Linked DNA regions of Mus musculus: all the other regions are linked to region 1. A link is a loop called in an ENCODE intact Hi-C map of the cell type or tissue named here. Cell type or tissue: left cerebral cortex. All regions are shown on one strand.

The links. A loop is a pair of places that touch in the nucleus more often than their neighbours do. Peaks named below come from ENCODE experiments on the same cell type or tissue, not always from the same donor. Only the 100,000 strongest peaks of a DNase experiment are listed, where the experiment ranks them.
Region 2: it touches region 1 in a loop (2.5-fold over the local background); 3 of 42 quality-filtered maps call a loop at or near these places.
Region 3: it touches region 1 in a loop (4-fold over the local background); 6 of 42 quality-filtered maps call a loop at or near these places.

The regions. Positions count from the first base shown.
Region 1 is chr5:119,798,250-119,806,249 of GRCm38, reverse strand. It overlaps a transcript of Tbx5 not described here and a transcript of Gm5563 not described here. Among named protein-coding and RNA genes, the nearest start is that of Gm42017, 15 kb to the right of the region's middle. In left cerebral cortex, no CTCF peak of the experiment used is centred here; DNase peaks (open chromatin) are centred at 1,425, 2,194 and 3,273.
Region 2 is chr5:119,682,251-119,690,250 of GRCm38, reverse strand. Tbx3 (T-box 3) reads right to left here. Exons shown (of 8, transcript NM_011535.3): 8 at 5,527-7,620. The coding sequence ends at 7,159. Tbx3os2 (T-box 3, opposite strand 2) reads left to right here. Exons shown (of 3, transcript NR_040416.1): 2 at 1,854-2,027; 3 at 4,197-5,163. Among named protein-coding and RNA genes, the nearest start is that of Tbx3os2, 5.0 kb to the left of the region's middle. In left cerebral cortex, a CTCF peak has its summit at 3,748; DNase peaks (open chromatin) are centred at 4,225 and 5,046; H3K4me3 peaks cover 554 bases.
Region 3 is chr5:120,416,164-120,424,163 of GRCm38, reverse strand. It overlaps Gm27199 (predicted gene 27199), which reads left to right. Exons shown (of 2, transcript NR_166585.1): 2 at 3,964-4,508. Gm31976 (a long non-coding RNA gene) reads left to right here. Exons shown (of 2, transcript XR_878743.1): 2 at 1-370. Among named protein-coding and RNA genes, the nearest start is that of Gm31976, 12 kb to the left of the region's middle. In left cerebral cortex, no CTCF peak of the experiment used is centred here; DNase peaks (open chromatin) are centred at 3,863 and 4,203.

The DNA of each region.
Region 1 (8,000 bases):
GGGCGGAGGCTACTCCTGGGGGGCACGGTGGTCAAATGTTAATATTCTCATCACTTACAGGGAAAGGCCAACAGTGTGGCATTCCCACGTTCTTTGTCAAAATTTAAAGGAGTGAGGCTGTTAGACAAATGTCGGCAGCGCATTACGGATCACGGGGCTTTTCATTCACGGGTATTTATGGGTTTATATTTGCCTAATAAATATGACAATAGATGGACAGCTGTTGAGAAGGGGAGACCCTGGATTCAAAGGCAAAAAAAAAATTATAGAAATCTGTCATCCAGGAAGGGAACTAGGCAGTCTGAGAAGGAGCTTAATCCTGAGTGGTTTGTTGACTTTGAAACTTCTCATGCAAACCCCGGACTCGGAGCAGATAGATGGTATCCGAGGATGCTGGTATGCACACTCACAGGGTGGACCAAAGCTGATAAGGGCAGCTTCCCTGGCTCCAAGTGGGCAACCAAGACGACTGTGGAAAGCAGGGAGCAGGGAAAGGTGGGGGGAAAAGCCTGCTTAGTCAACTTTTGTACCCCTCTTTTCTCTTGTACTTCCTGTCCTGGGGAGAACGGAAGTAATCCCAAAACAAGACTCCTTGATATAGTTTACAAAGCCTTCTCCTCTTTTTGAATTTCACCAGGCCAATGGGATCTGTCTTCTAGTCCGGTTTGCCACAACCAAGAAAGTTTAAGCTCAACAAAGTGAAGACCAGACAGTTGAATGGGAAAATGAAAAGGAGTGTGAACTATCCTACAGGAGACAAGAAAAAATGAGGCAGAGGAAGTGCCTTCGAACAACGAGCAAGGAGCAAGGAAAGAAAGAAAAAAATGAGAATACCAGCTCGACAGTCCAGAAATGCCTGGTATTTGTGAGGTTTAATTCCCAGTACTGGAGAAGTTTAAATTAAAATATGTATGTACAAGGAAGAAATAAAAGCGAGCACAGACTGGGAAAGAACCGAGCAGGGTGGGAAGGGGGAGAGAAAAAAAAAACACGAAAGGAAGGGGATGAGAAAGAAAATGGAGGCTGGGGTGGGGGGTAAAGAAAAGAGAAAGAGAGAAAGATCCAGGAGCAAAACCAGCAGCAGAAAACCAGAGGCTCCCAAAAGGCTAAAGAGAGAGGTAATCAGAAAAGCATTCCGAACCCTTGGTTAAATTCTTCTCAGGGAACCCTGGCATCGGAGGCGCGCACACCCGACCTCTTAAACACCATTTTTGCTCCCGGCTATCCTTATAAACAATATTTTTCGATTAAATTTAATTAGCCAGCCGGAGCTAAAAGGCCGGCTTGGCTGCAGGCTGGGGGCCAAGGGTCCGGGTGTCTTAGGCCGATACGCTTGGCTAGGTCCTCTTTTTGTCTAGCCGCCAAGCCCACCGGGTCAGGGACGGAGCCCCAGGCCTGGGCTTCCCTGCACTATAGTTCGGCAGCTTCCCAAGCCCGGGGAACCAGCCGCGCACCAACTCGTGGTCGGCAGCTCCAAACCCCAACCCTCCACGCCCGCCATCAGTTCTCTAGCCGCCGGACATAGGGTTTGTTTTATAAGGCAAATCTATAATTTACACATTTTTGATTCTGCCTGTGATTCGGTCCTCCGAGGTCCTAGGCCGTAAAACCCATGGGGTCTGGCAGAGGGACCCCCCACTTCATGCCCCCCGAGGCTCCGGGTCTCCCGAAGTTCCTTATCTGCTACAAATAACTGTGTGGAAAGCCGCCAAGAATTAGAAACCAAACACAGCACTCTTGCCTTCCCAATCACCAGTCCCTCCCGAGCCAAGGGACAACGGGATGCCGCACCGCGGAAAATCCGCTTGCTGTACTCTGCACGCACCCAGGGCTCAAAACACGGTGGGCTGCTTGCCTTGGGGCCCTGCTCTCTTTTCTAGCAAGAAAAAGTGTGTGTATGTGTGTGTGTGTGTGTGTGTGTGAGAGAGAGAGAGAGAGAGAGAGAGAGATCCCAATCCCTAATAACAGCAAAAAGCAAAGGCGAACTTTTAAACTACAGAGAGTTCCCGAGTAGAGACCCAACGCTTTTCACAGCCTAGATCCTCGCGAGTAGGTGTGAGCCGACTCATTAACCGCAAGGGCGCCTTTACCGCGCTTCCCATAGGAAAGCGACGAGACCCATGCGAATCGCTGTGCGCGCGCAAACAAGGATCTGTCCGCAGACAATCACGTGTGAATTATCCACAGCCTGGAAAGTACAAACAGCACGCGCCAGAGGTGATCTGCGTGGGAAAGATCCCGTGCTCGTGCGCCCCAGGCTCCGGGGTTTGCGAGTCCCTCAGTGAGCACGACCTTCGGGGCGAATTGCTTGCAGCATACGCTGAATTCGGTGCGGCGCGCATCTCCCACGCTGCTACCAAACGGGTAGATGCGTTGAAAAGTGCTCTGAGTCTTTTATTCGCTGCCGGTCGCTTACTGAACAAACAAAGCCTCTGTGAGGTTCCCGGGCGGAAGGCATCCCAGTCCCTCCACGCGGAACCGAAAGGGAAGGGTGGAAGAGCGTTGCTTTAAGGTCCCCATCTTCTGCCCCTTCTAGCTTCCTCTTGGTTAAGATCAACACATTGTGGCTGCCACCGCGTCAGCCAGCCGCGCTAAATAGCTTATTCCCACACGATGCACGGCCTTCTTCCTTGTCCGGTCGGCTGTGAGCAGTCTCTCCAAAGTGGTAGGACCCGGCGGGCGTCTCCAAAGTTTAGAGCCTTCAAATACCTCCCCTCGATGGCTTTAACAGACCTGAGGCAGAGCCACCGCCCCCCGTGAAAGAGAAAGTTCGACCGCGGGGAACCTCAAGCTGGGGCACTCCAGTCCGCAGGCTCTGGGGAAGAGAGTGGCCTTACAGAGGCAAAGCAAATCCTGGCTACCGCAGGTCTCTCAGCGCGCACGTGCGCCCAGAATTATAATACAATATAACACGTCGTAATATCGGGTATTATACGCACCGCGTTTACCTTCCTTTAGGATTTGTATGTTGTGTTAGGGTGTGCTTATGTGTTTGTTACGACGTGCTGGGACGATATAGCATTCCCTGGCCCATGTGCCCCGCACCTATGCGCTTAGTCGACCTCAAGTCTAACAACGAAAGAACAAGCAAGCGGCAGTATCCATTTCTTAAGCTGTGCACAGAGATGGGGAGGCTCTTTCCTAAAGTCGCCCAGCAAGAAACATGGGGCATAGCTTGGATTAGAACTCATAGCCTAGAGACTAGCCTACGAATAAAAGGGAGGTGTCCACCCACACAGCCCAGAGGGGAATATATCCCTGTACCACACACCGCAGGCTCTGGAATCGCCTTGCAATATAGATTTATTTTATTACATTCTCACCATCTGGTTGAAGAGAGAGAGAGCCAGCCGGCATTCTACAACTGTCTGGCTGGGAAATCAGCCTGGACCGATCTCCAGCTCTCAGGGAAAAGATTCAACTGGTCTGCCTTCCACTCCTCCTGCCCTCCCCCACAGCTTCTCCTAAAAGTCACCTTCACTGGATAGGAACAGAGAGGTTAAAGCAGTGGTTCTCAACCTTCCTAAGGCTGCGCCCCCTGAATACAGTCCCTCACGTTGTGGTGACCAGCACCCCCTCCATAAAATTATTTTCATTGGTACTTCATAACTGTAATTTTGCTACTGTTATGAATCGTAAATATCTGCGTTTTCCGACAGTCTTAGGTGAACCCTGTGAAAGGGTCATTCGAAACCTCCCCCCACAGGGTTGCGACCCACAGTCTGAGAACCACTGTGTTAAATTGCTTACCCAAAGTCACTCAACAAGCAAAGGGTTCAGATCCAACATTCAGACTCCAGAGCCCCGATCTGATCAGTTAGGAATTCTAAGGTTCCATCCATGTCTGAGCAACAGGTTCTAAATAAGGGACTCATCTTTGGAAAGTTAGGAGCATCCTTGGGGTGCAATAAAGCCCTGTATCTCTTTTCCCAAGGAGAAGGGCTCATACAAATAAATGCAGCTTGTGCCACTTGGACTGTATTCCAGGTTCCCAACTGTAACAGCTACAGAGCCCAGGACTGGGTCCTTCACCTCTCTCCTGACCTCATCCCATCTTTGTATATCTTAAAGGAGGCAGAGGGTGGTACCCTCAGATGCTACCCCAGGACCCTTGTTTAATCAGCTCTTCAGCTGCAGAAGCCAGGGGTCACGGTTGCCCTCAGAGGATGCCCTATGCAAACCACCAGCCTCAAACGTTCCCAGTGGTTTCAGGGAAGATTTGGAACCTTCCCTCCAGCTCTCCCATTTCCAAAAAGAGCTTTACAGCAGAAAACAGGGAGCAGAACCAGTGCTCAGCCCTGTGGGGGGTATTTTCAGCCCTTATCCTGGACGCTTGAAGATTTTCTGTCCATGTATCCAATTTGTGGGGGAACTCCCCAAACAAATGTACTTTGTGTCTGTGTCACAAGTGTACCACAGACCCAAAAGTCCAAGAGAAAAAATAAAAATAATATAAAAAAATATAAAAATAATAACCCGGCCCCAAAGGTTACAAATCGCATCTCTGGAGATAAAAGCATCCAATCCTACCCTCAACTGGGAGGAATGAACAACCCCATCCCCACAGTCCCTTGTTCAGCTATTGCAGGTTTGTCAAGCTGGGCCTGGGGTTCCTACAATGGCTAAGTGTGGGTGAAGAGATTTCTTCTTCCTTTATGCTTTTTAAACCTTTCTTTTATTTTTTTTCTTTAAGAAATTTTTTTTGGCCTTTCCAGAGAAAAAGTACGCATTAGACTTGTCATCAGAGGATGGCAAGGGTGTCACCCAAGAAGGTTCTTCACTCCATCATCCTAGGCCTCCTGGCTTAGTTGGGGTGGACCAAGCTAAATTTACAGATCAGCCGCTGGATCTTGGGGGCTATTGTGGACAATTCCACTTGGGAACTCTCACTAGGTGATCTTAGAGTCTCTACCCCAGGCCACCAAAGGACCCTGAATCCTGCAGAGTTCTGAGAAGAGACCAAGGTGACCGAGGACCTTCATGCTCACCACCACCAGTACCACCATCCTACATCTTCTCCCCTCTCATCTCTGCTTCATTCCAGCTCCAGGGTTGGGATGAAAGAGCAGAGGACCAAAAAGTAACTGGAAATTTCAAGAGAGAGTGGAACTTTTAAGGTCTTGAAGGAAGGAGCTACTTAACAGAATCTAGACCCAGGTTTCCATAAGATTAGATTTTTACTATGGGGCAAATCCAGAATATTTAGAAAATTCCTCGTTACTTATAGATAATTGGCTAATTGGCAAATTCAGGCAGAGAGTTCAAGTGATACCTGAGGGGGAAACCATCCTGCCCTTGAGGCCAGTTCATGCCATTCTAAAGGAGTTGATTCTAAAGAAGTTGGATTTTTCCTTTTGTTTTAATTCAAAAATGCGGTGAGTTTAAGATGGAATTTCCAGTGGGCGCTGGTGGTCCCTTGTCTCAGCCAAGTCCCCAGAAGCAAATCCCTGGGTGTTCAGCGGGGTCCCCACAGTGGAAGGGAGAGGGTCTGGGGAGCGCAAATGGGGCGGTAAGCACCCTGCAAGGTGACGTAAGTGGCGCTGATGAAAGCTGCCCACTCCATCAAGGGGTCCGCCCGGCAGCGTGGGCCGCAGGGAATGCCTCACACGCTCCGAGTCAGGCCCAGACACCTTCAGAAATGTTTTACTGAGCGCCCTCCCCGTGATGGCGACAGCAGCCTTGGCGAAGCTGAGAGACTGGCCACAGAGCCCCCCACCCCCACCCCTCCCTGCTTGGCCTTGTTTTTGCTTTTCTTCCCAACAGCAGTTTGTGTGACTCCTGGGGACAGGAGCCAGCCTGCAGCTGTGACCACAGACAAGTTAAAGAACTGCGCAGGGCGAAAAATCAAGAATCTGGCAGGAAGAGTCACCAGGGGTCTCTCCCACCAATCCTGGGGACTCCCGGTAGTAGAGAGTTGTCCCAGTCACTCCTGGGTCTGCAGGGCCCCTGGCAGGACCTGAAATTTTACAACCAAAGAATTAGTCTTTAGCGGTGCTTTCTTTCCTGGCCGGCCAGGCCAATCTTTCAGTACCTGCCAGGTGTCTCAACTCAGCCCTAAATGATAACCAGGAGACATCTAACATCTCCGAAATCCTTAGGTTCCTGAGCTTGACATTGTACCAACCCCCACCCACCCGGTTTACAGATATGGCTTTGGGAACTGCACTAGTGCATGCTGGGATGGGCTGAATGGAGCTGTTGTGGAGCAGGATGCCTGCTGCGTGCAAGGCCCCAATTTCACCAAGATCTGTGTTCTCCCAACAGCCAGAAGAAGTTAGTCCCCTCATCTCCTCCCTAGTCAGGAATCTAAAGCGAGACCAATAGGAATATTTGCACCCAGGCAGGTAATTGGCACCCACTGGGGCATCCCGCACCCATGTCAGTTTACTCTGGGACCTGGGGGAAAGGGATTTGCTTGTAATCCTACTTAAGACCTTAGCATCACTAAGAAGTTAGGTGGGATGTAAAAACACCGAAGAAAGGCCACACCAGAGGCAGAAACCATGCCAGACAAGTCATAGCTTTGGTGTCATTACAGAGAGACAATTGCCCTTGGTTAGGCTGCAAACTGGGATCTTAGAAGGATGATATCTGGTTCCCCGCCAGCCTTTGGCCACTACACCACCAGTCAATGTAACAAATAGAGAGAGAAAAGAAGGGGGGGGTGTAAAGAAAGAACTTGGGGTGAGGGTAAAATATCTTGGAAATAATACACCAAGAGGAGGAAACAGGACAGTTTATCTGCACCCCCAGCCCTCGCTGCATGCCTGTTTAAAACCCCTAAGTAATTTTAGATCCTGTCTTCAGTTAATATATCTCTCTCCCTTTCCAGAAGGCTGACAGGGAAGCATCAGGGCTGCAAGAGTCATTGGAAAAGGGTCTTTAAGAGTTTCCACATTGTTTAGCTACACAAAAGTGTTTGTGGTTCCCGGGGACCCTTCCCCTCCCCCACCCCTTCTCCAACTCATTTTGCATCAGAACTGCAATTGTTTGAGGGGGTCTGGGCCACATAAATCCTGCTTCCAGATTAATCTCCCTGCTCGATTGCTCTGGGGGCAGTGATTTTTTTTTCTGGAGGGGGGGGTCTTTAAAGAGGGCACAGTGCAGAGATTTATTAACAAGGAAAAATGGTTTATTTTTATAGCTGACCTTCTAAAGGTGGGGGGTGGGAATGAGTCAAGGAAGGGAAGGAACTTAGTGGCTCAGAGGGCTTGGTTTTGGGGTGCTGTTCAAGATTCCTGCTGAGGGTTTGAACTTTTCTCTTGGTTATGCTTGGCTGGGCCAAGAGTCGGAGGGACTAAGCCAAAATGTGCTGTGTGGGACTGTCGATGGTGTGTGTGTGTGTGTGTGTGTGTGTGTGTATACCAGAGGACAAGCCTCTTCAATGTCCGGGAGCCAGGGACTGATATAACCTCCCCCTCCCCAACTGACTATGATCTTTGGGCCAAGTGGAGGGTGGGTGTAGACACACTATGTGCACAAATTGTTTACATTGGTTTGTTCCTGTAAACAAAATCCACAGTTTCCCATGGAGCCCACTAATGGAACGAAATGTAAAACTGGCTCCTTTGGCTGACCCAAATCTTTGGAGAGGGGTATACACTCACCTAAGCTTTTGACCTTTTGCTGGGTCTGACACTCCAGTCCTGCACTCTAGAGCTCTCTGTAACCAGTTCTGGACACATTTTAGACTCAAGTGAGAGGGTTATCAGGGATACCCACTCAAGAAGCAAAGGGCCGTGATGTGACTTTGAGTCTGGGGCTGGCCTTCTGATCTTGAACCCTTGGATGGATCTCTCAGGGACTCAGTTTCCTTCAGACCTTTGTTTGGAGACGGGGTGTCATCTTAGGAGTTCACAGTGGCCTCCAACTTGACATCTTTCTGCATTAGCGGGAGCGTTTGGAACATGGGAGATGACACCAGCAAACTCTTAGAAGGATGTGTTTAAGGTCACATAGATGGCTGTCACAGATGACTGCCTTGGAGTGCCCAGGGACCT
Region 2 (8,000 bases), 120 kb after region 1:
TGAAGCCACATCCCCCCCACTCCACCCAGTCCCAAGCCGGGACCCCAGAAATCTCCCCACAAAAGGGCCTCCCCTACAGTTTCCTATACCTTCCACCCTGGCCTCTAGTGAGAAGTAATTTTGTTTTATGAAAAGTAGTTGCTTTTTATTGCCTGGGATAGCCTAGAGAGGGTGACCCTCCCAACAGGAAATTAACAGAGAACTCATTGAGGGTGATAATGACTGCTCATAATCATTCGGCTGATAAGTTAATATAACTGATTAATCAACTAATTATACAGTGCCCGAACACACCTACTTCCTTCAGCCTTCCCATTTAAAATAAGCAGGCTAAGACCAGGCGCTACGAGTGGGAAGTGGGAAGTGGGGAGTGGGGTGTGTGTGTGCTAAAGTTAAATTTAACCTAGGCAAGCCCCAGGCTGAAGGCACCATCTTAAATCTTAAGTCCAAATGTTCCTAAACCCCATTGGTTATTGTCCCCTGAGCAGTGTGTGAGTAGGTCATTGGTTAGGATCACACATCTCCGAGAATCTGAACTTCTACTGCCCTTTCAGAAGGCTGTGCACATGTAAACTACATTTTCTGTGTAATTTTCACGGGCTCCTCAAAAAATAGCCCTATAGAATAGCCAGTGAGCTCAGAGTAGCTGACCTTGGGGAGAGCAGGCTGGGCTGGGCCGATAGAGGGGTTGCTTTTCCTGTGTGGTGGCTCCTGAGTTGTTTGGTTATGGCACTGTCTTTCCAAACCTGCTCTTCCCAAGGCTCTCTGCCAGATTGGGAGAACTGGGAGATAGCTAGAGCTACTGCCAGGGTGAAGAATGCCTCTTCTAGGCACAGAGAGATTTAAAAAAAAAAAATCCTACAAGATGCTGGTTCTGGGGACTGAGATAAATGAATGACAGCCCCACAAAGGTGACCGGAAGGAAGGAAGGTCTACCCGAGGGTCAGTTTGGTGTCCATAGTGTCCTTGACACTTGGAGACTTTGGTGAGGCCAAGAAAAATGCTGGTGTGAAAGAATACAAGTCCAGGGTTGGCTCTGGGGTCCTGGGGAGGACAAACCACCGCTCTGGGGACCAGACAACTCAGCAATCCGAAACCAGAGCCCAGGTCATTAGCAGGAAACCAAAGTGCCGGGGTATCGAATTTCTAAAAGTGCCAATACTGGGCTGCCTGGGATCCTAGCACTGGTGCAGCTGGTGGTAGGGGCATGTGAAAAACCAGATGGCACCATCAGTCGGTACCCTGTTCTAAAGAATTCTTTCCGGTCCCCCTGGTTTTGTCTCCTATTCCTGAGGCTTAGACCAAAGCTGGGAGACAAGTCTTCAGTTTGGGTCCTCTGCACCTTATGGGGGTGGGGGTGGGGGAATGTGTGTGGCCTACAATCGCCCAGGGGCTGGTCCTCTGTCTAAGATCTCTGGCTTCTCAGCAGAACCCTGGTTTTTACTCCCTTTCTGTCTCTTGCAATTAAAGTCACATCGATGCGATGCAAATAGAGGACCTGAAAGGAAAAACAAAAACAAAAACAAAAAAAAAACCCAAAACCTGCATTTGCAGAGGTTTCTAGAAAAGGAACAGAACAAACTAGCAAAGTATAAACACGATCTTCCCAGAATCCCCACCTGCAGAGCCTGTGTCTGTGTCTGTCCAGCTCTAGGCCTTTGCTCCTGGCTAAAGAGAACAACTGTAGACTCTGGGGATCCCAAGGGGCATCTGAGCCTGGGAGCCTAGGACACTCAGCTTCGTCCCTGATCTGCCAGAAAGAGGAAGCCAGGATATAAACCTTGGGCCTGCTTGACTAACCACTCTAGTATTTGGTTGAGGACGAATTAATCCCTTCTACCTGGCATCCACAGGGCCTCAACCTCCAAGTCTTCACCTGGAGAGAAAGAAGTCCTGATTCCAAATCAAAGCCCTACTTTGACAATTGCACCATGGGATTCACACCAAAATTACAATCCTGACCTCTGAAGAATGGAAGCAGCCGATCCCCAAGCCGACCCACAATTTCTCTGTATCCGGGACTGCAGGTAGGGACACCTGAGTTAGGAAGAAAGGTTGTGTTCTGGGGCGCCAGCAGAGCTCAGGTTAACGACTTTAATCTGCCTGCGTCTGCGTACTGGCGCTTTCTACCACGGGGCCTGAAAATCGAACGCCCTTTACAGGGTTAATCGTGCGAGTGACTGAGGTCACTTCGTGGGTGCTTTCCCCAAGTGCACCAGGCCAGAGCGCGCACGCGTTCCCCCCTTGCAACGCCATCAATTTCTATCGTGGTTATTCTGTGTGCTTTGAACACCCACATCTGCAACATATATTTCTTGATTATACGCATCTTGATTATAAAACAACCGAGTGCGTTTTACATCCGGAACTGTCTCGCAAATGAAACTCCTAAATCCAAATTGGAAGGGACGTCCGCAGATGGAGCACACACAAGAACACGCAAACACACACATGGCTTTCTAACACCTGTGGGCCCCTGGGCTCGGAGTACCAGCATCCCACCGCTCCTTGTAGGTACCGACTTCTATGGCTTCATCTAGACAATATTAGGCCACTCCTGGGGGAACGCTGGGGGGGGGCACACAAATACTCCCCCATAGCTATTTTCTTGGCTGGCTGCCAAGAGCCCAAGTTTAGAAGCCGGCGAGGCAGAAAGTGTGCTGACGGCAAGGTTACAAGCGGTCTTATAGAGCCTCAAGGAGCCTGTCTGTTGGCTTAGGGGAAAGGTCAGATCTCTGGTTTTCCTCGAATGGAATTTTTTGAAAGGCCTCTACCTACTTCGAAACTTTCACCCATGCATAGGTGGATCTTAGGACAGTTCAGGTTCAGAGAGAGACTCTGTACAAGCCTACACACCGTACACCCCTCGCTAGTTACTACAGGACAACCTAGACCGGGGGCAGGGGGGCTGACTGCAGGGTCACGACCCCTGCCTGTGCCCAAGCACGCCCTTCGGCCCCTGCAATTAGCGCCAGGAGGTCAGGAAGAACCCGGACGCCTCTACCCACAGCTCTAAAGCCCAGCGAAGGTGACCTCAGCCCCTCCCGTCCGGTCTCAGACGCCAGCGCAGCCTGGAGCCGATCTTCCCCACTGGCGGGCTGGTGGGCGGGCGCCCGGAGGGTTCTAACCGGTACCAGCATTCATGACCTTATATCCACGGATCTCCAAGGCACTCCAGCCCTGCAGGTCCCCCAGCACTGCGGGGATGGGAGTCGCAAGGGGGGCTGGTGGTTGCAAGAACTCTGGTCTTCCTTTGTCCCTGTAGACGCGGCCGGGAGAAAAATAAGAAAAGTCCCAAACTTGGAGTTTATATAGTACAACAACAAAAAATCTGGACAAAGCGAAGTTGGTCTGAGTTGAGACTATGTGGGCAGATTGGTGTGTGTGTGTGTGGGAGGGGTGCGGGTGTCTCCTTTTATCTGCTACTCCTCCATCCTGGTTACCTCCTCCTGTATCTCCATATTTCCACACGGAGAGAATAAGGAACTACAGTCCCCCTCCTTGACTTTCCAAAAATCCCTTGGAAATCTCGTCTGAGGCCCACATAGGGATAGATGGAAGACTTGGCTCTTCTTCTGACAGTAGTGAGGTGGGGGCGGGGCGGGGTGGCTTTGGAGAGGGTATGTCAGACTGGGGTCGTGGGGGGGGGGTGCGACCAGAAAGGGGCGCAGAGGTGAAGACCTCACGTTCCAGAATCCAGAAGGCTCTGGGGTGCCTAGCCAGCCGCAGTTAGGCAGGGCGCATTCGTGGGTCAGACAGACAGGTGGCACTCGAAGCCAAGGAGAAAAAAAAAGGAAAGGGGAAAAAAAAAAAAAAAAAAAAAAACCAACCAACCCAGGCGCCGGCCCCGAGTGGCCTCCGCAGCCGCCGCCACCACCACCATAAAGCCCGCGGCGAGATTGCGACCGGCGCCAGGTGAGTAATAGGTACAGAAATTCAGAGAGATTGCGAGCGAGTCACCCCTGGTCCATCAGCGCCACAAGAGTTACACATTAACAGCACTATATATAAATAAGATACAGCGGAGATTAAAAGGAAAGAGGAAAGAAAAGAAGAGAGTCTGAGGAGGGGCCGGGGACAGGTTTGGGCACTGTCCCCAAATTTGGGGGATGGAGGAGGAAAGAGGGAAGAAAAATCCGACTGAGAAAGCCAAGCAAGTTTGGTTTGATTTGGTTTGGTTTCTGCTTTCTCCGCAGTTTAAGCCGAGCTATTTTCTCCTCAATTTGGGAGCTCGCGCAGCCGGAGGCCATGAGCCAACTACCACCTTCCCAGGGCGGACTGTGAAGAAGAGTTTTGGTCCCGAAGAGGACCGGCCTTTCCCGTCCCCATGTCCCCTTAAGCACTCTCCAGTCCCCTCTCTCCCGTTGTTTTCTCCTCCTCCCTAGACAGCTGGGGAGAAGCAGTGCGGGTCCCCACGTGCCTGGGCTAGAAAAGGGGGGCTTGCCCACCCCTCCAAGGTCTAGAGCTGGATCCTCTTCCAAACACAGGAGGGGAGAGGAGGGGCCCCCCTCATGACTCTCCATTCAAGAGGTGACAGGGACGTTGGGCCCGGCTGGCGGGCTCCGGGATGGGGGTTGGGGGCAAGTCAGCCGCCTGGCGGGCTCCAGCTGGGTCTTTGAGTCAAGGCCCCCAGGGCAAGAAAGTCCTAAGGGCTAACTCTAGAGTACCTTCCCTTGTAACCCCTCTCCAACACAACACACACACACACACACACACACACACACACACACACGCCCCCGAGAGGATCCTGGAGGGTGGGGAGACTGAAGAATGACAGGACAGGACAGAGGCTTCACTGATTGATTAATTGATTGATTGATATATGTATATATTTGAAAGATTCAAAGATAAATTGAACTTCAAAAAGATAGGTTGCCTAACTGACTCGGGACTGGTTAGGGAAATGAGATGGTAGCTTCCCCGGTGCCTTTTGCCTTGGGTGTTCCATGTGGACTCCGAAAGCACCTTGCCTCTCTCTCATGGTCACTGTGGAGCCCACTCCTGGGCCTTACCCACAGCCCTGAATGTCCATGGATAAGGGAGTCTGCTTGGCCTTTTCCTGTGCTAGATTCCGTGGGTGTAGCGGACCTTATTTATTTTGTTTTGTGATCCATGTCAGAAAAGGGAAAAACGAATTAAAAGCGAAAACCCCTCCTAGCTCTTATTTCCGGTCGGATTCCTGGGGGGGGGGGGGAGCCGACTTTGAACACAGGGTAAAAATCTTCTCCCATTAAAACTGAAGTATATGAAGTTCCTCTTTAGGAAACCTAATCAGGCCCCTTTCTTCTCCCGTTCTGCTCCCTAAATTAAAGGGAAAATATTTTCAAATCAAATGTGGCTCCCTTCGCCGGAGCAAGGGACTTGTTTTCAGCCTTTTAACTTGAGTGACATTTCATTTTAGGTTGCTGGGAGGGGTGGGGGTGGTCTTAATTATTATTTAGAGAGGAAGGGAGCAGACTGGAAGATCATCCTCGATCCGGCTCTGAAAGACAACTCTTGAAGAAATCATTACCACAACTTCAAAACTCATTTCAATAAAAATTTATTGAAATTTCAGTGATGTTTTTAAAGAGGGGGAGAATTACAGAAAACTCATCAAAGACTAAACACAAAATACTCCTTCTTGGGTTTTTTTTTTGTTTTTTTGTTGTTGTTTTTTGTTTTTTTTTTTAATTTTTTGTTTTGTTTTGCCTTTCATGGTCGTTTGAACCAAGTCCCTCTCAGTACACCAATCCAAAACACCATAAAGATGAACAATGAAAACCTCACATGGGTTAGTAAGATGCCAGAGTCTATGAAAAATTAGGACGGTTCTATGGTGGCCTCCGCAAGGCCGTTCCCCCCCCCCCCCTACTCACACAACAATCTCAACCCCTCTGGGGGTGTCAAGAGTTTAGGGAATTTCAAGTGGAGCCCGGAAGGGCCATTACCTCCCCAATTTTGGTGAAAATAGTTAGGAGTACTCCCGATCCCACCCCCTCCATCAGAAAAAAAAAAAAAAACTTTGCAGCCAGCTCTACTTGAAAGCATGGAGATGTGAATAAAGATGCCTAGGCTTGCTAGTGTGGATTAGCCATCTCCTGACCTGGAAATAAGACCCAAAAGGCAAAACAAGAATAAAACCTGACAGACACGCTCCTATTTACATCCAGCTATGTACAATTCAATAAATTAAAGTTTAACTTTCTGAGCAGTCATATTCCACCTATTTACAAGAGATATCAAATAATTACATAAATACTTTGTCCAATAGTCGTGTTTCCTCTTTATTATTATCTTTTAAAACCTTGTTATTGCATATACAGTTAAAAGAACTAATGGTCCAACAGGCACACGAAGCCCTCTACAAGCGCTCAGATAAAAATCAACTCGGTTGGTTTCATGCCCATAGCTGCCCCTTTTACCCCACTTCCTCCTGGTTGCCGCCTTGAGCAAGGTTGAGGATAATGGGACTTCCGTTGTTTTTCCATAAAAGGGGGGGGGGGCAAAATAAACCCAGAAAACTGTAACATGCAAAAAAGAAGCCAGCATCGGCTCTTAAAACATCACAATATTTAAAAACAAACAAACAAAAAAAGACAGGATTCCTTTAATATAGATGGGGCAAGGTAAGGCCCCTCTTCTCTCTGCCCCAACGAAAGTACTCAGCAATTGGTGAGTTTCAGTCTTCATAGACAGTTCCACAGGACTTCATCTCCCCCCACCTCCATATTGGTTTTGTTAGTTTGTTTAGGAGGGGGGATGTTTCCACTAAACACACGAAGGGGGAAAGATTCCGGTGAAGTCTCTCAAAGACCCGCGCTCCTGGCTGGCCTGGCTACCTTGTTCTTCAGCCCCGACTTCCATACCAGCCTGCACAAAAGTCGCTCTAGACACAAAAGCCTGTTTGCCACCACTCCTCCCGCCCCCTCAGTCCCGCGTTTCAAAGCAACAGCAGCCTGGTTACACAGCCCATGGTGGCAGGGCCTGTGGTATCTAGCATAGTCTCTGGAAAGGCTTTAGTGCTCCCTCCCAGACAAAACTGAAAGGGACAGGGCGGGGGTCACCCCATGTGGAAGGCCCGTGGTTTATTTTACATCTAACAAAGTGCACTGGCAGATTTGACCAAACTGGAATGGAGAGACCTTGGGGGAGGGGGCGATTTTGTTTTTCTTGTTTTTAAGGGGACCCGCTGCAAGACCTGTCTGGCTTGGCTTCCAAGCCACTGACCAGCCGCTGGATACTCTGCAGTTCGCTGGTAGCCGCCTCCTTCTCGGAGCAGAGTTTGGGTGACAAGGACACTGAGCCAGAGGACAGCGTGGACGAGCGGCTGTTCAGTTCCGACCCCGAGTCCACAGCCACCGAGGCTGGGCTGGCTGCCAGGGCGGCCGCTTTGCCGTCTAGGGGCCCCGCGGCGGAAGCCATTGATGGTAAAGCTGTGGCCAGCAAACTGCTGCTATCCGGCACTGGGACGGGGATGGAATAGGGGCTGTAACGCAGCCTGGGGCGCATGCTGTTCAAATTGAGGAACGGGTGGCGGTGCACGGAGCTGGAGGCGGCCGCGGTGGAGGCTGCAGCTGCTGCAGCCATGTATGTGTAGGGGTAAGGAAACAGGCTCCCGAAAGGCGACATAGCCAAGCCCTGGGGAAGAGAGAGAAGAAACATAGGGAGTTAGAGAGTGGGGAACCCTTCTCCTCCACCGCCTACTATCTGGGGCAAACCACCTGTTTTGGAGGAGTGGAGGGACACTTTTCCTGGGTTGCATGCTAAACTAAGGGGTTAATAGACTGGAGAGTTCCGTGGCTATTAAATCTTCCACAATATGTCATCTATGGTGCCTAACCCTCGGGGCTATTAACAAGTTCCCAGGAGGGCGAGCAGCTGCACCTGTTGAGTGGCTTCAGCGAGGGCTTCCACCAAAGAGGCTAGAGTTAAATTCTGGTGCACACAGTATCTTAGTATCTTCCATTCTCTACTCTAGATCTTTCCCAAGTAAGAAAATAAGAATGATGTGAAATTGG
Region 3 (8,000 bases), 620 kb before region 1:
ACCGCACTGCCCTCTTAGAGCCTCCTTCCTTATAATCCCATTTTTGCTCCCGAACTCCTCTGCGTTCATTTCACTTTTGGGAGGCCTTCTTCGAATCAATGTCTTTAATGGAAGCCTATCTGTCTATCCTATCTATCTATCTATCTATCTATCTATCTATCTATCTATCTATCTATCTATCTATCTAGTCTATCTCCTATCTATCCATCCATCTTGAAGAACAAATCGGCCGATTAAAAGCAATTTCTTCTTTCCACCCCAAATACGGGATACAGGAAAGGTTTCTTTTAATTACACTCACCCTCCACTCCCGGCAAAGACATGGAAGCGTGTATTTAAAACAATAAAACCCAAACACAACGAATACCAACACAACGAATGCATTTTTTCTGGGGAAGAGACAGAGGGTTTAGTTTTAAAATGTTAATTTGGGGAGCACTTTATCTTCATGGGTAGAGAAATATCAGGGTTAGGGAGACTTCATGTGAAGGAGTGTAGACCTAGGCTCCTATCCTGTGAAGAAATAGGGCTTATGAGGGCAGAAGGGAGGGACAAGAAGCCAACATAACCCTTGCAGACATCCTAAGGCCTGCTGCCAAACACTCTTTAGAGTTTTTAAAAAAATTATTATTTTTAAAAATTTTAAATGTTCACTGGTGTTTTGCCTGAATGTGTGTCTGTATGGGAGTTCTAGAAGCCATGGAGCTGGAGTTACGGTCAGGTGTGAGCCATGTGAGTGCTGGGAATTGAACCAGGGTCCTCTGAAAGAGCAGCCAGTGCTCTTAACTGCTGGGTCATCTCTGCAGTCTCCCTCATCAGAGTTATTAAGGAGACCATTCTTATGGAAAATTCGGACACAAAAGGATTAACCAGTGCTTCGTTTTCTAGACATTCTAGGTGTCACACAGGTATCTGACATGGCACATAACTAAGCAGCTAGTCCTCTCTGTGTGGTAACATGTCTGAATAAGTTTGTGTAGGGGAAATTGAACCCCCTCCCCCAACATATTCCATTCTGGGGACCAAACACTTCTGCCAGTGCCCAGGGATCTGAATACTTGCCTTCTGTTGTCTCAGAGAGATATCACCACCGTGGCCACGCTGGTGTCACCTCCTCATCTGGTCTCCACAGTACTTCCAAGTCTCTCTATTTCAGGGTATCAATCAGGTCCATAAGTTCACTTCACAGGGAGTGGGATTAGAAGGACCAGAACTCTCAAAGTTCTGTGATGAACTTTGCACTGAAGACTGTGTAGGGGCTTGGGACAAATAGCACTTCAATTTTTCTAGACCTTGGCTGTTATCGTCTTATTCCAATCCCTATAGGCTTTGTCATTAAGACCATTTAACCTCGAAGAATACACAACCTTGTGGTGTCAGGACAGTTGCCCTTGGCTGTATAAGAATAAGAACAAGGGTATAGTTACAGTGTGTGTGTATGTGAGTGTGTGTGAGTGTGTGTGTATGTGTGTAGATGTCGATGTTTTGTTTTTGGTTTTTTGGTCTTTCGAGACAGGGTTTCTCTGTGTAGCCCTGGCTGTCCTGGTATTCACTCTGAAGACCAGGCTGGCCTCGAACTCAGAAATCCGCCTGCCTCTGCTTCCCAAGTGCTGGGATTAGGAGCGAGACTGAGCAGGGAAACTGAGTCCCAGAGATGCTGATGAATACTATAGTTACACAACCAAGCTCTGTGCTTGTTACCCTGCCCATGTATGTGGACCTGTGTTTTCTTGGAGACATCACTAAGTCTTTATGGTGCTATTTCTTTATTAGCACCGTCTCTTTGGCTTCCTGAACCATTGTGGGCTGTGGGCTGTGGGCTGTGGGCTGTGGGCTGGACTTGTGAAGTTGGTGTAGCTAAGCACTAACTTTGAAAACAAGAGACAAACGTGGTGAGAAAGCCAGCCACATCACCTTCCTGCCAGGCTTGGGTCAGTGTTTGATAGGCTGGGATGAACAGTCTCTTAGAGCTCCAGCTTGGAGTCATCTTTAATCCTTTCTCTTCTGCTTTGGCTTCAATGCATCAGCAAGGAAGGCTCACCAAGTGCCCAGACCATCTCCCAATCATTCCCTTTCCTTTCCTTGGTCATGCTGGCTCCAACCAACACTACCCAGCCTATTTTATGGTAGTAGCCTTCTAACAGGACTCTCCTACCTCCCATCCCCTCTCTTCTATTCTCTATAGGATGTCTGAGGCTATATTTTAGAACCATACATTAAAGCTTGTCATTCTACCTCTGACCCTCCAACAACTCCTCACTGCATGTAGAATAAAATCCATACTTCCCACCCTGCTGTGCAGGGCCTTTTGTGAGGGCTCCTGGCTCTCACTCCTAACATCCCCCACCCCTTCCCATCCTGCACCAGTCACATCATCTTCCCTGCTGTGTCTCACACTGACGAGTTTTCTCACCTCCGGACCTTCCACACTTGGATGGCCCCTTCTGCCCTCAAATCCTTGCAGGGTTGGTCCTGCCTTTGTCATTCAGCTCAGCTGTCAATCCATCCAGCCAGTCTCCCCCATCAGTTTATTAGAGCTGGTCCACCCCCAGCCACTTCCTACCTACCTGTTCTCTTTGTTACATTTATCAATATGTATAATTATCCTCCTGCTATATTTAGCTACATATTGTCTATCTTTCTTATAACACCAGTTCCACGAGGCCAGGGAGAGTGTGCTTGTCTTCTTCATTGTTGGATTTTCCAATGCTTGACTCATTACCTGCAGCACAGCTGTCCAATACATACTTGTTGACTGGGTGTATAATGAACAAGTGCACAGACAGGGGAATAAGAGCTTTAGAAAGCGAGTAGGTATGGATGGGCAGATCTGAGAAGGGACTGGATATAGCCGTTGCCCTTTTTCTTGGGTCTATGGTGAAGCAGCTGGCTGGGTGGGATCCCAGGCTGGGAAAGGGATGACAGAATAGATTCCTCGGGACCCCAAGAGAATGCTCACCAGACAGGGGATCAAACCAGATAAGATTCATGAATCTGGGGCTTAGGGTTTTTGTTGTTGTTGTTGTTAGAGTTGGGGTTCTCAAATCTTTCTTTGCTAATAGGTAAGAGTGTGATAATGGGAGAGACTGCCATTAAGGAATATATTGGCATTAAACAGGTCAGGGCAGTGGTTTTCAACCTCTGGGGTTTGCATATCAGATATCCTGCATGTCAGATATCTACACTGTGATTTACAACTATAGCAATGAAATAATTTTATGGCTGGGGGAGGGGAGGTCACCATGACATGAGGAACTGTATTAAAGTGTCCCAGCATTAGGAAGGTTGAAAACCTCTCCTTTAGGAGACTGTGTCTGCACTCAGTTTTTATTAGCTGGATATAGGATAATGTAGCAGTCCAGACATAGAATCCATGCCCTGTTTATAGACTCTGGTGCCCTCTTACCAGCCCTGTGACACAGATGAGCAGCCCCTTATCCTTTCTGTACCTTGGGTTCTGCATCTGTAAGATGGAGACGAGTGTGTCATCCTCATAGAGTGGTCACTAGGCTCTGTGGTGTGCTTCACTAGTGAGTAGCACAGCCTTAAATGGGAACGGAGAAGAGAGGCAGAGTACTGGGGGCTGAGGGTGGGGAGGGGGTGGACAGAGGGAGGTAATCAGGAGGCTCAGGTTTAGTGACCAGTCTCCTTTGCTCCTCCATGTTTTTTATTTGTGGAGGGCGAGAAACAGCTCAATGCTGTGGGGAGGAATCTGTCCCCTCATCTATCCCATGGGACAGGAATGGTGGCTGCCTGGAAGGGTGGTGGGAACCTTGGGGAGATGCTGTGTGAGAACTGGGAAGCACAACACATGCCAGATGGATTGCTTTGTGTATTCTGTGTCAGTGTGTGGGAGCGTGCTCGCACGTGTGGGTGTGTGTGCATGTGTGTGAAGGCCAAGAGTCAGTGCCGGGTGTCTTTCTGAGTCACGTTCTGCTCTATTTTTTTTTTTTTTTGAGACAGGATCTCTCATTGAAGTTGGAGCTCACTGATTCCACTAGACTGTCTGGTCAGCAAGCAATCACCAGGAATCACCTGTAACCGTATCTGCCTGCCGTGACACTCACTGCCGCCTTGAATTATCTATCTATCTATCTATCTATCTATCTATCTATCTATCTATCTATTTATCTTTTTATTTTCACACAAGCAGTTGGGAATATAACTCATATCCTCATGCCCACGCATCAAGCATGTTCCTAACTGAGCCATCTCCCCAGCTCTTGGAGTTTCTGGGTTTGTTCGGAAGCCTTCTCCCTCCTCCAGAAAGAGGAGTGGAACAGGCACATGTGAATTCACTCTGTTGAGCCTAGAAGAGGTGAAAGAGAAAGGCTGCCCATTTTCTAGATGTTCCTCATGAGCTATATGCGTGTACCACGAAGGCTTGCTTGGACCCAGAGCTAGGGCTGACCTAACTGAGATGCTACCCAGGGGTTTCTGGCTCACTGTGGCCACCATGGCTCCACAAACCACCTACTTATAACAAAATAAAAAATTTTCTACAAGGATATGTTTCCATCTCTTGTCTGTTGTCCTAAACAAACCATGGTGATATAGGACTCCAACCATGAGGTGGGCTGGGCTGGATGTGGGGGTGGGGCTTATGCAGGCCAATAAGATGCATGCAAAGCACAAGCACCTACTGTGTGCAATAAGATGCATGCAAAGCACCAGCACCTACTGTGTGCAAGGGACTGTTCTAAAGGCATCAGATGTTGCTATGAATGACCACTGTCCCTTGTACCCCAACTGCTCACAGCCTGACAGGAGGACCCACACACCAGCATGAATTTCCACACCTTATTCATGTGTCCGACTGCCTTTATTTTGATGTTGCTGCATCAATGTCCCACTATGTAGCCGAGGCTGGCTTTGAAGTTGTGATTCTCCTGACTCACTGTCCCGAGTTGTGGGGACCACAGGCATGAGCCACCATACTAAGCAATGGTTCTATTTTATGCTTTGAGGCAGAGCGCCAAATAGCTCTGGCTGTCCTTAAACTTGCTATGTAGTTGAAGATGAACTTGAACTTCTGATCCTCTTTCTTCAGCCTCCTGAGTGCTGGGATTACAGCCATGACCCCATTGCCTGGTTTATGGAGCTCTGGACATCAGATTCAAGTCTTTGTGCACACCTGCTGGCCTCCTGGGTCTCTCTCTCTCTCTCTCTCTCTCTCTCTCTCTCTCTCTCTCTCTCCACCCTCAGCTCTTATTATAATTTTCTAATTTTATTCCTTTACCTTTTTGGCAGTTCTGGGATCAGTTCTGCGCATTGCCCATGCTGGGCACGTGTTCTGCCACTGAGCCTCAAGCTCAGCTTTCTATACATCACTGTGGGCATCAGAAGAGGATGAGATCTGGACTCCTGGCTCTGGCAGCATCAACCTGCCCTGTTCCTTATTTGCACCCCCTTGATGCTACCTTTATCAGAAAGCAATGCTCAACCCAGTGGCTTTATCTGAGTTGCTAAATCTCTCCAAGGCTCACACTGTTTAGAAACCAAGGGGGTGGGGAGGGACACATATTAATAAAAGAAACTCCTAACTCCACATCGATATGGATGGAGGATGGATCCCACAGTGTCTGGCACCAGGTGAGTGTCCCCTTAGGGATGGATGACACATGGCAAGTCTGAATAATTACAATAAATGCACCAGAGGCATTTGGAGTCAGTGTCTTGTCTGCCCGGATCAGAGACATTGGCGATTTCTGCACTGGGATCAAGCCCTTAGGGATAAAATCCAAGGACAATGGTTCTTCAGTGTGAGGAGGGGTGACTCCTGAGCCCCTGGACCAAGTGCCTGTATTGAACCTGTGGTGGTGGAGGTTCCATCCATTGCCCAGGTCAGGCCACTGAGTACTTAGCTGGATAGAGGACAGGATCACTGCCTGCTCCTCCCACTTTCCTGAGAGCCATTGGGGAGCCACCAGGTCTCCTACACAACATCCATTTACCACTTTGCTTCTATTTTATTGTTTAAAAAAGCACCCTTTTTTTCCTTCTCTTTCTTTTTTTTTTTCTTTTTGGTTTCACTGTGTAAGCCCTGGCTAGTCTTGAATTCACAGAGATCCTCCTGTTTCTGCCTCCCTGAGTGCTGGGATTAAAGGCGTGCACCACCAAGCCTGGCTTGTTTTTTTTTTTTTAAACAAACTTTTTTTTAGGTTTATTTATTTTATTTTGTCTGTATGAATGTTTGCCTGTTGTACGTATGTATACCATGAGCATGCCTAGTGCCCAAGCAGGCCAGAAGAGGGCACAGGGGAGCCCCTGAAACTGGAATAAGTGATGGTTGTGAGCCATGTTGTGTATGCTAGGAACTGAACCCCGGATCTTCTGCAAGAGCAACAAATGCTGTTAAGCACAGAGATGTTCCTAACCCATCATGCCCAGCTTTAAAAGACAAAAACAAAAACCTGGAGAGGTGGTCAGGTGATTCAGAGCACTTTCTGATCACACAGACTTGGGTTCAGTACCCAATATCCACATGATGGTTCATCACTGCAAAACCTCACAGGAGTACACACACGTCGAGAAAGAGAGAGAGACAGAGAGAAAGAGACACACAGAGAGAGAGAGACAGAGACAGAGACAGAGAGATAGAGAGACAGACACAGACACAGAGAGACAGACACAGAAGCAGAGAGACAGACAGAGTGACAGAGACAGACAGAGGGACACACAGAGAGAGACAGAGATAGACAGAGACAGTGAGACAGAGAGACACATCATGGTGTATATTTGGAGGTTGGTGGCCAATTCAGGGCACAGCAGAACCTGAGGGTGGAGCGCCCCTTTAAGGGCTGAAGCTATTTCTTTGACCCCCTAACAAAACAAGTTGGAGTCACCAGGGAACACTGGGATCCAGGGATCCCATGCACTCTCAGCCTTTACTCTGAGAGAGCTCCCTTTCTGCAATCTCCAGGGTAGTTCATTTGCTGTCTACTTTCCCAAAGTCCCCCTGCATGGGGGAATATTTGGGGTAGCGAAGTAAGAGACTGGGAGAGCGTAAATCTCAAGGGATTCTGGGGACCTTCTGACCTCCCAAGGAGATGTCTGTCCTGTCCTGTGTCTATTCATTTCTCAGGTTCTCCGGGGACCTGGCCAGGTGAAGGACAGCTCACAGGCCATGGTGTCTTCAGGACGACACCAAAGACAGCCTCACTAGGTCTGGTTTCCTCCAAATGCCGGGTTAAAAACAAAAGATGGCTCAGCAGGCAAAGGTGATCACCCTCAAAGGTGATGACCCAGGACCCACAAAATGGAAGAGAGATCAGAGCCTGAGAGTTGTTATCCTCTGACATTTGGGCACTTGTCATGGCTTGTATGTTCTCACAGATACATATAGACCATTCGAGATAAAACTGAAAAAAAAATGTACAGAAATGTCATCTGTTTTTTTTTTCCCTTATTATACATAGTGCCCATGCACTGGTTTATCACACTGAATCTTATAATAATGACAAGAAAAGATAGAGTCCTGCCCTACCTCATAGTAACTTGCTACCACTTTACTTTTTTTTTTTTTGATAGCCCCAGGCTGCCTAACACCATTGGTCCCTTGCTGTGTGAACTGGGGAAGACTTACTCTACCTCTCTGGACGTGAATCTGGGAAGTGGAGGCAGTGGACTGGAAGCCACAGCCGGGTGTGGCCATTTTGAACTGTTCCTCTGCTCTGGGGGGCTGTGTCCTTTCTGGGCGGTGGGAAGGCTGGCTGATGCTTCTGGATGCTCCTCCCCTGACACTAGTTTCTTGATGGGGGATTTGCTGTGTGCTGTGGGCATGACTTGGCCATGGCTCACATCATCCCTCCTTCGAAGCTTTCCTCTCTGCCTCAGCAAAGAATCAAATGGAATAGCAGATATTTGCTGAACCCCAAGGCGGCAGTGGTGGTGGGAACTGATCAGACCCCATTCTTGCCCTTGGAGTTTGGTGGAGGGAGATTAAACATGGATCTAGGAGAAGATACACAGGGGATTGTGCGGTAGAAGGCTGAGGGGTG